3 separate regions of the Homo sapiens genome follow, and regions 1 and 3 are each linked to region 2. Evidence: chromatin contacts called from ENCODE Hi-C or POLR2A ChIA-PET data. All regions are on one chromosome and are shown on one strand. Each heading gives the region's core, a stretch centred on a gene start or an enhancer-like site at or near the end of the contact. The rest is flanking DNA. Distances are from core to core; before and after follow the strand shown. Region 1 holds the start of ZBTB37 (zinc finger and BTB domain containing 37). Region 2 holds the start of DNM3 (dynamin 3). Region 3 holds the start of METTL18 (methyltransferase 18, RPL3 N3(tau)-histidine).

The links. Hi-C counts contacts between places; a loop is a spot of excess contacts on that map. ChIA-PET counts read pairs that join two places held with the same protein, here RNA polymerase II (POLR2A). Pooled maps may share reads with other maps.
Region 1: a loop to region 2 is called in a map of ascending aorta, with 9 times the contacts of the local background. The contact joins the promoter of ZBTB37 here to the promoter of DNM3 in region 2. A Hi-C loop is called at or near these places in 2 of 168 maps with a recorded cell type or tissue (CD4-positive, alpha-beta memory T cell and ascending aorta) and 11 of 50 pooled maps. POLR2A ChIA-PET finds 5 or more read pairs at or near these places in 1 of 52 experiments (CD4-positive, alpha-beta T cell).
Region 3: a pooled map shows a loop between it and region 2 (12-fold over the local background). The contact joins the promoter of METTL18 here to the promoter of DNM3 in region 2. A Hi-C loop is called at or near these places in 4 of 50 pooled maps.

The regions. Positions count from the first base shown.
Region 1 is chr1:173,867,031-173,869,730 of GRCh38, forward strand. It overlaps ZBTB37 (zinc finger and BTB domain containing 37), which reads left to right and starts at 1,350. Exons shown (of 5, transcript NM_001122770.3): 1 at 1,350-1,375; 2 at 1,895-2,090. It overlaps GAS5 (growth arrest specific 5), which reads right to left and starts at 959. Exons shown (of 12, transcript NR_002578.4): 1 at 930-959; 2 at 1-13. It overlaps SNORD74 (small nucleolar RNA, C/D box 74), which reads right to left and starts at 715; the gene lies at 644-715. RefSeq lists a silencer at 1,385-1,794 and an enhancer at 1,429-2,628.
Region 2 is chr1:171,840,126-171,842,825 of GRCh38, forward strand. DNM3 (dynamin 3) reads left to right here and starts at 1,373. Exons shown (of 21, transcript NM_015569.5): 1 at 1,373-1,692. The coding sequence starts at 1,532. RefSeq lists a silencer at 1,188-1,417 and an enhancer at 1,618-1,797.
Region 3 is chr1:169,793,489-169,796,333 of GRCh38, forward strand. It overlaps METTL18 (methyltransferase 18, RPL3 N3(tau)-histidine), which reads right to left and starts at 1,419. Exons shown (of 2, transcript NM_033418.4): 1 at 1,327-1,419; 2 at 1-409. The coding sequence starts at 207. FIRRM (FIGNL1 interacting regulator of recombination and mitosis) reads left to right here and starts at 1,552. Exons shown (of 25, transcript NM_001320047.2): 1 at 1,552-1,627; 2 at 2,341-2,495. RefSeq lists an enhancer at 1,152-1,471.

The DNA of each region.
Region 1 (2,700 bases), core at 100-2,599, 2.0 Mb after region 2:
CCCAGCACCATACCTAAAGAGATCAGGTACAGATTTTAATTCATTGTTCCACGGTTCTTTTTTTTAAAGAGTGTTCTTTAAAAAAACGGTTCGTCTTTTTAAACCAATGATGCAGGTAACATACCATTCATTATCTAGCGACAGGTAAAGGATACACTTAATGTTACAAAGAAGCACTGCACCCGCAGTTAAGAACCACCGATGGCGGCCGGGCGCGGTGGCTCACGGCTTGTAATCCCAGTATGTTGGGGGACCACGGCTGGTGGATCACCTGAGGTCAGGAGTTCAAGACCAGTCTCGCCAACATGGTGAAACCCCGTCTCTACTAAAAATATAAAAGCCTAGCATGGTGGCGCGCGCCTGTAGTCCCAGTTACTTGGGAGGCTGAGGCAGAACTGCTTAACTCGGGACGCGGAGGTTGCCATTAACCGATGTCGAGCCACTGCATTCCAGCCTGGGTGACAGAACGAGGCTCGGTCTCAAAAAAGAAAAAAGAAACACTAATGGAAATATTGGTGACACTGCGGAATGCAGGCACTTAAGCACGTGGACTACCACCGACAGCCTTTCATGAGAGCGGACGGCTGATGGAGGCTCGGGTCACGGCCCTTAACAATAGCTTACTCGGGTGACTCGGCATGTGCCACCATCAGAGCGGTTGGCATTCATCATTACTCTCAGATGTCCCTACCAACACAGGCTTCATCAGAGGCAGGGCACGAGAGCCGAGGCTTCTCCGCAGTTCTACTCTAACATAGTCGCAGCTTAGGTCACGCATGCACCATATGTGCAATCCCCCACCATCCTCAACTTGTAGGCCCTGCAAAGGCGCGCGACTGGCTTAGAAGTCCCAGTCAATTCAGGGTGACCTTAGCAGACAAAGGCTGGAGCGCCCCAAAACCCGCAACATTCGCAAAGATAAAACATACCTCACAGGAGTCGACTCCTACCTCGAAAAGACAGTATGGTGCCTGGGCTCCTGTATATAAGAGTTCTTTTGATGACGTCACGACGCACGCTCCCGGCAGCGTCCGCTTCGGCTCCTCCCCCTAACCTCCCTCAATCTTCCTCTCATCCAGTATCACCTTCTTCCCACCCCTTAAGTCCGCCCCTTTTCCCCGCCCTTCCTCGCCATTGTGGGCAGAGACATGACCGTCCACGTGATGCCGTGCTCCCGCCCTCCTCCCGACTGAGGAGGAAGAGCAGAGAGGGGAGGGGGCGCGAGGCAAGGAAAGCTCTGGGGATGGGGGAAGGGGGGGCGGTGTAAGGCTGAGTGATTTCCTTCCGGCACGTCGCCCGCTCCGTGGGAGGGGGTGGGGGATTTCACTTCCGGGACGGTGTTCCGGCCCATTCCGGCCCATTTCCACCCCCGGAGGTAGGTGCTGCTCCTTGACTGGACTCGGGCCCCACACCCCAGTGCCACTTCCCTGCACCGGGGTCACCTCGCCCGCCCTCCGCCGCAGCGCGCTCCTGGGGCGCTCAGCTACTTTCCTTCACCCCGCCTCCAGGCACCGGGCGACCTTCCACCCCCTTGGCCCCCGGCCGGGCTGATCTGCCGGACCCGCCCCCTCGCGGGGCCCCTCCCTCAGGACCCCGGGAAGGGCGGCCCCCTCCCCCACCGCAGCCGGGACACACCCAGATACGCACACCCACCTCCTGGCAGCTCCCCGCCCGCCGCCGCCTGGAGCCGGTCCCTGGGCGCCGCCCCCTTCCTAGTTCTCACCTGAGCGCTGGCTCCCCCGCCCGACGCCTTGTCCCCATCTTCTCCGAAGTTCCTCAGTGACATTTTGCCCTTTAGCCAGTTCCCCTCTCCCCAGGCTTCCTAACGCAGAAGAAAGCTGCTCAAGTGCTGGAGTGGCCAACCCCATGCCGTTCCCAATTCTCCCTTTTACAGCTCTCACCCCTCCAGTGCCGACGGTAGCGAAAGACTTTCCTCCAGGGGCTTCCTCACTGGGGAATTGCCGGAAAGAGCAAACAAAAAAGGCGCTGGTGTAGGCTCCAAAATAAACACATCTGAATTCATGATGGCATCGACAGAGGCTCTTATTGGATTAAAAGTTTCAAAACAAACAATAACGCTTTGGAAAAAGGTCAGATTGGCTAAAGTTGATTGTTGAAAACAGTGTATACACTTCCCTATTTAATAAGTGTGTTGTTAATGCGGGGCAGTACTGTGAGCTTGGCAGAGTAAGTTCCTGAAGTTTCAGGTGTGGTGTAACTATGTAATATATAGATAAGTGAACGCACATTGGGCTTAAGTAAATGTCTTCCTGTTCGGATTTATACAAACTATTTTCAGTAGTTGAAACTGTACTTTCAACTATCTTGTATACAGCTTCAGGTTTAGTGTTTCAGCCATTTTTTAAAAATATTTTAATGGAAAAATGTTGGCATACTTGGTAAATGCTGTATTTTTTCATCGGATCTGGAGAACTAAGTTTCAGGATGGAAGTATTCATCACCACCTCGGAATTGCCAACTTCGAATTTGGCAGATTTACCCAGCTTTCCTAATTTTGACAACTGAACTTCACATTCTCTGCATCTTGGTTGAATCCTGGCACAGCTGTGGGATTTTTCCTAGAGTTTGCTTCACAGCCCTATAACCAAAGTCTTTTTGTGGGGGGGGCTCTGATTCTTAAGCTTAGAAATATTAGCCTACATTCATGTGGGATATTAGTCCTTTTATAAAATAATAAAC
Region 2 (2,700 bases), core at 123-2,622:
CTCCTCAAAGACAACCACAGTTCCGATTTCTATTACCATAGAATAGCTTTGCTGGTTGTAGAACTTCACATACATGAAATCAAACCAATATGGTCTTTGGCCTTTTTCATTCTACATAATGTATCTGAGATTGTTGCTATATCAAAAGTCTTTTTTGTGGCAGAGATTATTTCACTATATATATATACCACGTTTGTTTATTCATTCACCTGTTGATAGACATTTGGGTTGTTTTCAGGTTTTTTGACATTATGAACATTTTAATATGTCTTTTTAGAGTTAGAAGGAACTGTACATTAAATGCTGAGATTACAAAAGATGACTTCAGTTTTGAATAAATTGAGTCTGTAGTACTTGTAGGACACTCAGGTAGTATTCTGGGCTCCTCTTGGAGTACAGTCTAAGTTGCAGAAGAGAGACAGGGTCTAGCAATGTAAATTTCTGTAGTCGCCAGCCTTGATTCAGAGTTAAAGCTATGGGAAAGTCCTCAGGCAGAGGACAAACATTAGACAAGAAAATGCCCATATATGAAACCCTGCGAAGCATCAGTATTTGAGGAGCAGACTAAAAAGGAACCGTCTGTGGAGGCTAAGAGAAGCATGGCCATTTATCTTTGTGTCCCGATCATCAGGCACAGGACCCCACACACAGTCACTTCTCAATGTGCTAAATTTCACAGAATGCGTCCAGGGTACCTGGTTCTGGATAGATCCGGTAGAAGGAGATAGACCGGGAGGGCAAATGGCATGAGGAGTCTCACAGGCCAGAGTGATTAAAGGGGTGTATCGGGGCGGTAAACCCTACAGACTCTACCTGTGCTTATGCGGGGCTGGGGAGGACGAGTCATTACAGATGAAGAATTAAGTAAGGTCAGACCACTCAGGGCCTTAGATGGATGTCACATTGAAGAATTTAGACTCCAACAGGCCTGCCACCCTGGGAGGAGTCATCGCGGATTCTGGAGAAGGGCGTGACAGAGGAGATTTCCTTTCGGGAAGTGTAGTCTGGCAGCGGTGCCCCGGTGGTGGCGGCGGCGGTGCTGCTGTTGCTGGTGATCGTGTGGTGGTGTTAGCGGCGATAGTGCTTTCCACTGGGCTTTGGCTTGGTAGCCGCTGAAAGAGAACAACGCTGCCGCTGCTGCTGATTTCATGCCATTTCCTGACCCGGCGCTGTAACTTGGCCTCTGAGCCTTGGCCACAGAACGCAGAGGCCGTGGCATCTGGCCGCAGCTGGGCTGCAGTGCGTGCGCGCCTGGCCTGGTGGTCCGATGGGAAGCCCGGGGCGGGGCAGCCGCGGGGCGGGGGCGGGGCGTCGCGGAGATAGGCCACGCCCCTGCCCGCCCGCGCAGGCGCGCTGCGGGTCGTTAGCTGTCAGAGCCAAGCGGCGGGCTGGCGGCGGGCTCCGACGTCTGCGCCAGGACCTGGCTGGCTGAGCCCGGCGCAGCAGCAGCAGCCAGGGCAGCGCGGCCCCTACTCCCTGTCAGGTCGTAGAGGCGAGCAGGGACCAGCTGGTCGCCGGCCCCTCGGGCAAGATGGGGAACCGGGAGATGGAGGAGCTGATCCCGCTGGTGAACCGTCTGCAGGACGCGTTTTCGGCGCTGGGACAGAGCTGCCTGCTGGAGCTGCCGCAGATCGCCGTGGTGGGCGGCCAGAGCGCCGGCAAGAGCTCGGTGCTCGAGAACTTCGTGGGCAGGTAAGCGCGCAGGGCGCGGAGTAAGGATGCGGCAGTGGGGCGACCCCGCTGCGGGCCGTTGGAACGTGGACGGGCAGCGGGAGCCAGAGGGTGGATGGACCAGGCGCTGCGGTGGAATGGGGGGCAGAGTGGAATGGGGGGCAGAGTGGCGGTGTCCGTGGGGCGGGCGGGGTCCTCCAGCTCTGGGCATCCTCCGTCCCCTGCCACCCCCCGCCTGGTGGCCCTCCTGCCTGCCTTTCATCGTGCGATACAAAGCCATTTCCTCCCTGTCCTCCAGTCGGGGAGTCGGGGGAGGGGTCCGCCCCGGGCTCGACCCCCACCCCCTCGGTGCGCGCCAGCCCCGGGCAGCCTCCCTGCGTAGCGCGCCGAAAGCTTCCCAGTGCCCCTCTCCTGTTTTCCCAGCTCAACACCCCCCTCCTTTTCCTGTCGCCCTCCGTGAGGCTCCCTGTGAGGCTGTGGGGCTTTATCCCCCGAGCCCCCTCCCTTAGGTGGAGATGCTTTCCTTCTCGCCAGGGTTCTCGTTCCTCTCAGCTGTCTACTGTTGCCTGCCTCTAGCTGGGGAGGCGGGGTGCGAGGAGAAAGACGTCGTTTGTTGTGGTGAAGCTTTATCCAGAGACGCTTCCCCACCATTCTCCTCCCGGAGAGTCGAAGAATAAAAGGTGGTGTGTTTGCGTGTGCACCTATTCACAGCTTCAGGCAATTGTGAGAGAGCCCGAGGCACAGACTTGGCAGGGGGTGGACGTGGACTTATGTTGTCCAGGTGCCATGTCATTCCTGCATCATCTCGGAACTGACCAGCATCTTTCTCGCACTCTCTCTGCGCCCCCTCCCCCAGCATCATCTTCCGTTCTCTAAGCTCCTATTTGTCTTGCTAGCCTTCAAGACAACATTCTGAATCTAAATTGTAGCTGTGGTTTTCCTCATGACTCTTAATACAGAAACAGCTAAGGAATTAATTTTCGAATTAGGAATCAGCATTTCTTCCACTGAGCAATTCATGAGGGATTA
Region 3 (2,845 bases), core at 169-2,668, 2.0 Mb before region 2:
TGCATTTTCCATTGACTTATGTTCCCACAAGTGATCCTGAGGCAAGTCAAATTGTTCTGCAGAACATTTTCTGTCCCTCTCTTCTCCTTTTTGACTTTCTGAGACTGACAGCTCTTTTGAGGAATCCAGGGTCAAAGCTCCATCTCTAATGGGTGTTAATTCATTTTCCAGATGGTCTTCTATAGTGAAATTAAACTGAAAGGTCATCCTCTTATTAAATGCACACAATCTTTAAATTCAGATTCTTCAACTTCTGGATAGAATTTGATGATACACACAAATCTGCCTCAATTATTCAATTAGTTTTGTTGGGCCCAATTTCTCTTTAGCAGCTTATACATGGTAACAAATATTTAGAGATATTTCCAAATGACTTTTTAGACGTCTTTGGTCCTCTTTCCAAGCAGCTCTGGAAAGAAAAAAAAAAAAAAAAGAAAGAAAATGATGATTAAAGCAAAATGGCACATTTCACTAAAGTGTAATATTAAACAGCCACCCCCACCCCTCCCTGTCCCACCATACAGCTGCTTTTTCTTAAAAAGTTGTGGGGAAGAGAGAGAGATAAGAGATTTGGACACTCATACACACCTTAAGGGTTCCAAAGTGGGAGAAGAAAATCAACTATAAAAACAAACAGAAGAACAACAGCAACCACCACCACTACCACCTGGACAAACATAAAGTCCAAGATATTCAGACAGGACAGCCTAGCTACTTGCTGTCTTTCAGCTGTCTTGATTTGTGTCCAACCATATTCACCCCCTAAGCTTCCAGAATAACTTCACTTCTGTCTTTTACAGAAGAGGTGCAGTATTTTATTTTGGTAAGTCAGCGTCCCTTTAAAAACATGCATAGGTATGGCCTGGTGTGTGTAAATTCATCCAAGACTTCACTCCAAACATTTAGTCGAGAACAGCAGCCCTAAGTGTATAGAAGTGGGGGTAATTTGGCAATAATTAGTAAAGACTAATTCGGTGGCAGAGCAAACGCAAACTAGGGCACTGCAGTAGTTTGGAGAGACCTGTAGAAATAAGAAGCAACTTTATTGAGAATCTTCTATCTACTGCGCTAGACACTATACCATCTGCCTCAATTTTCACAGTTCTGGCAAGTGGGATCTTTGTTCCCTTTATACAAGATTTACAATTTGGGGGAGAGGCGGGTCACCCAGTCCCGCGGCTAGGAACGCGCCTCTTTCCTCTCCCATCACGCTGCAAGGCTTGGAGTCACTTCCGGCTGCAGGTCCCGGAACAAATCCGACCCCAGAAGTGGGGACTTCTGGCCCTCACCTCCCCATTTGAATGTAATGTTTACAGTGATCCAGACCTGGGGATGCTTGCTTCCCGACGTGTCCTGGGATCGCGCTTCTGAAAAAGCTCACCTCACAACGCCTCCTCCGGACCTAAATCGCGCACCAGTGAGTCGAGTCCTCCAGGGGCTAGAGAAGCCCGACTTTCTTTCCGGCCTTGAGGGACCCGGGCTCACCAAGAAACCAGCCGCCCTCCTCTCTATGGTTTTGGAGCCGGCGGAGAGCGCGCAAGGGTTGGCGGGACTGCGAGTTTCCGGTCTGGGCTTTGGCGGGTCTGGTTTGAAGCTCTCCTGTTTGACGAAAGTATGTCTCAGGAAGGTGCGGTCCCAGCTAGCGCGGTTCCCCTGGAAGAATTAAGTAGCTGGCCAGAGGAGCTATGCCGCCGGGAACTGCCGTCCGTCCTGCCCCGACTCCTCATATCCTTCCTTGGTTGTCACTTCTACCTAGAGAAGGGTGTGGGCGGGTCGCGAACCTTTCTCTTCTGTCCCTTCAGACCCACCGCCAGGCTGGGTTATATTACCGCGGCCTGAACCCCCTCTTTTCTTTGTCAGTGAGTGGGATGAAAAGTGAGGGACTGGAGGGGAAGCGACAACCGTGGTAGATTTAAGTAAGGCTTTGGCCCTGGAAAGCCTCGCGGACGTGTTCTGACCCAAGGTTTTAGCAGTGGATGTGGCGTTTTCTTCCATTCCTTCTTTCAGTTTTTCTGTACTCGTTGCTTGCAATTAAGTGTAAATACTTTTGCTAGTGGATAATGGGGGAGGCAAGGACTGAGACCTGCGGTATGACGATAGCTCTGGCTCTTAATAGTTTGAGGTAAAGCGAGATACTCTGAGCTTTTGTCTCCCGTAAAAAGGGTGGTGAATATGAATAAGGGCTTTCTTAGCGTTATAAGAATTAAAGGGCATAGTTCTGTGGTGTGAAATCTTTAAAAGATGTTCAGTAAATAAAAATGATTTTCCTCCTTCCCCTCTCAGACCTCTTTTTCTTCTTTCTTTCTTTTTTTTTGACAAGTTCTCACTCCTCTCACCCAGGCTGGAGTCTTTCTGAAAGAGTTCTTCCGCTTGTTGTTGGCTTTCAACTGTTGGATTTGAGGCGCTTAGCGCCTTCTTCGTCCGGGTGCAGCACATTCTTGATTGGTCTCATGCCTTTGTGGTTGTAAATGTGCCTGGAATCCTAGCCTTTCATGGTAAACCATATGTATATGTATCTTTTTCACAACATTTGAGCCCAGCTTTATACAATTACACTCAAAAGAAAAAAAGTAACCTTCACTTGAGAGAATCTCAATACTGCACAAATATTGTGCAGCTAAAGCCCTATGTAATCACATAGAAGTCATTCACCTAGGCATTAGCAAAATCTCAGAAGGTGCCAAAGCCCCCTTTTTTAGTTTTTGTGTAGGTACAGAACTGCCGTCTTCAAGGAGTTTCAACTTGAAAACAAATAGCCACCCTCAAAACATTCAAAAACACTTAAACTGCGTGCATAATGTGTGTGAGACATGGTGTTAGGCTTTGGGAGAACAGAGACACGGAA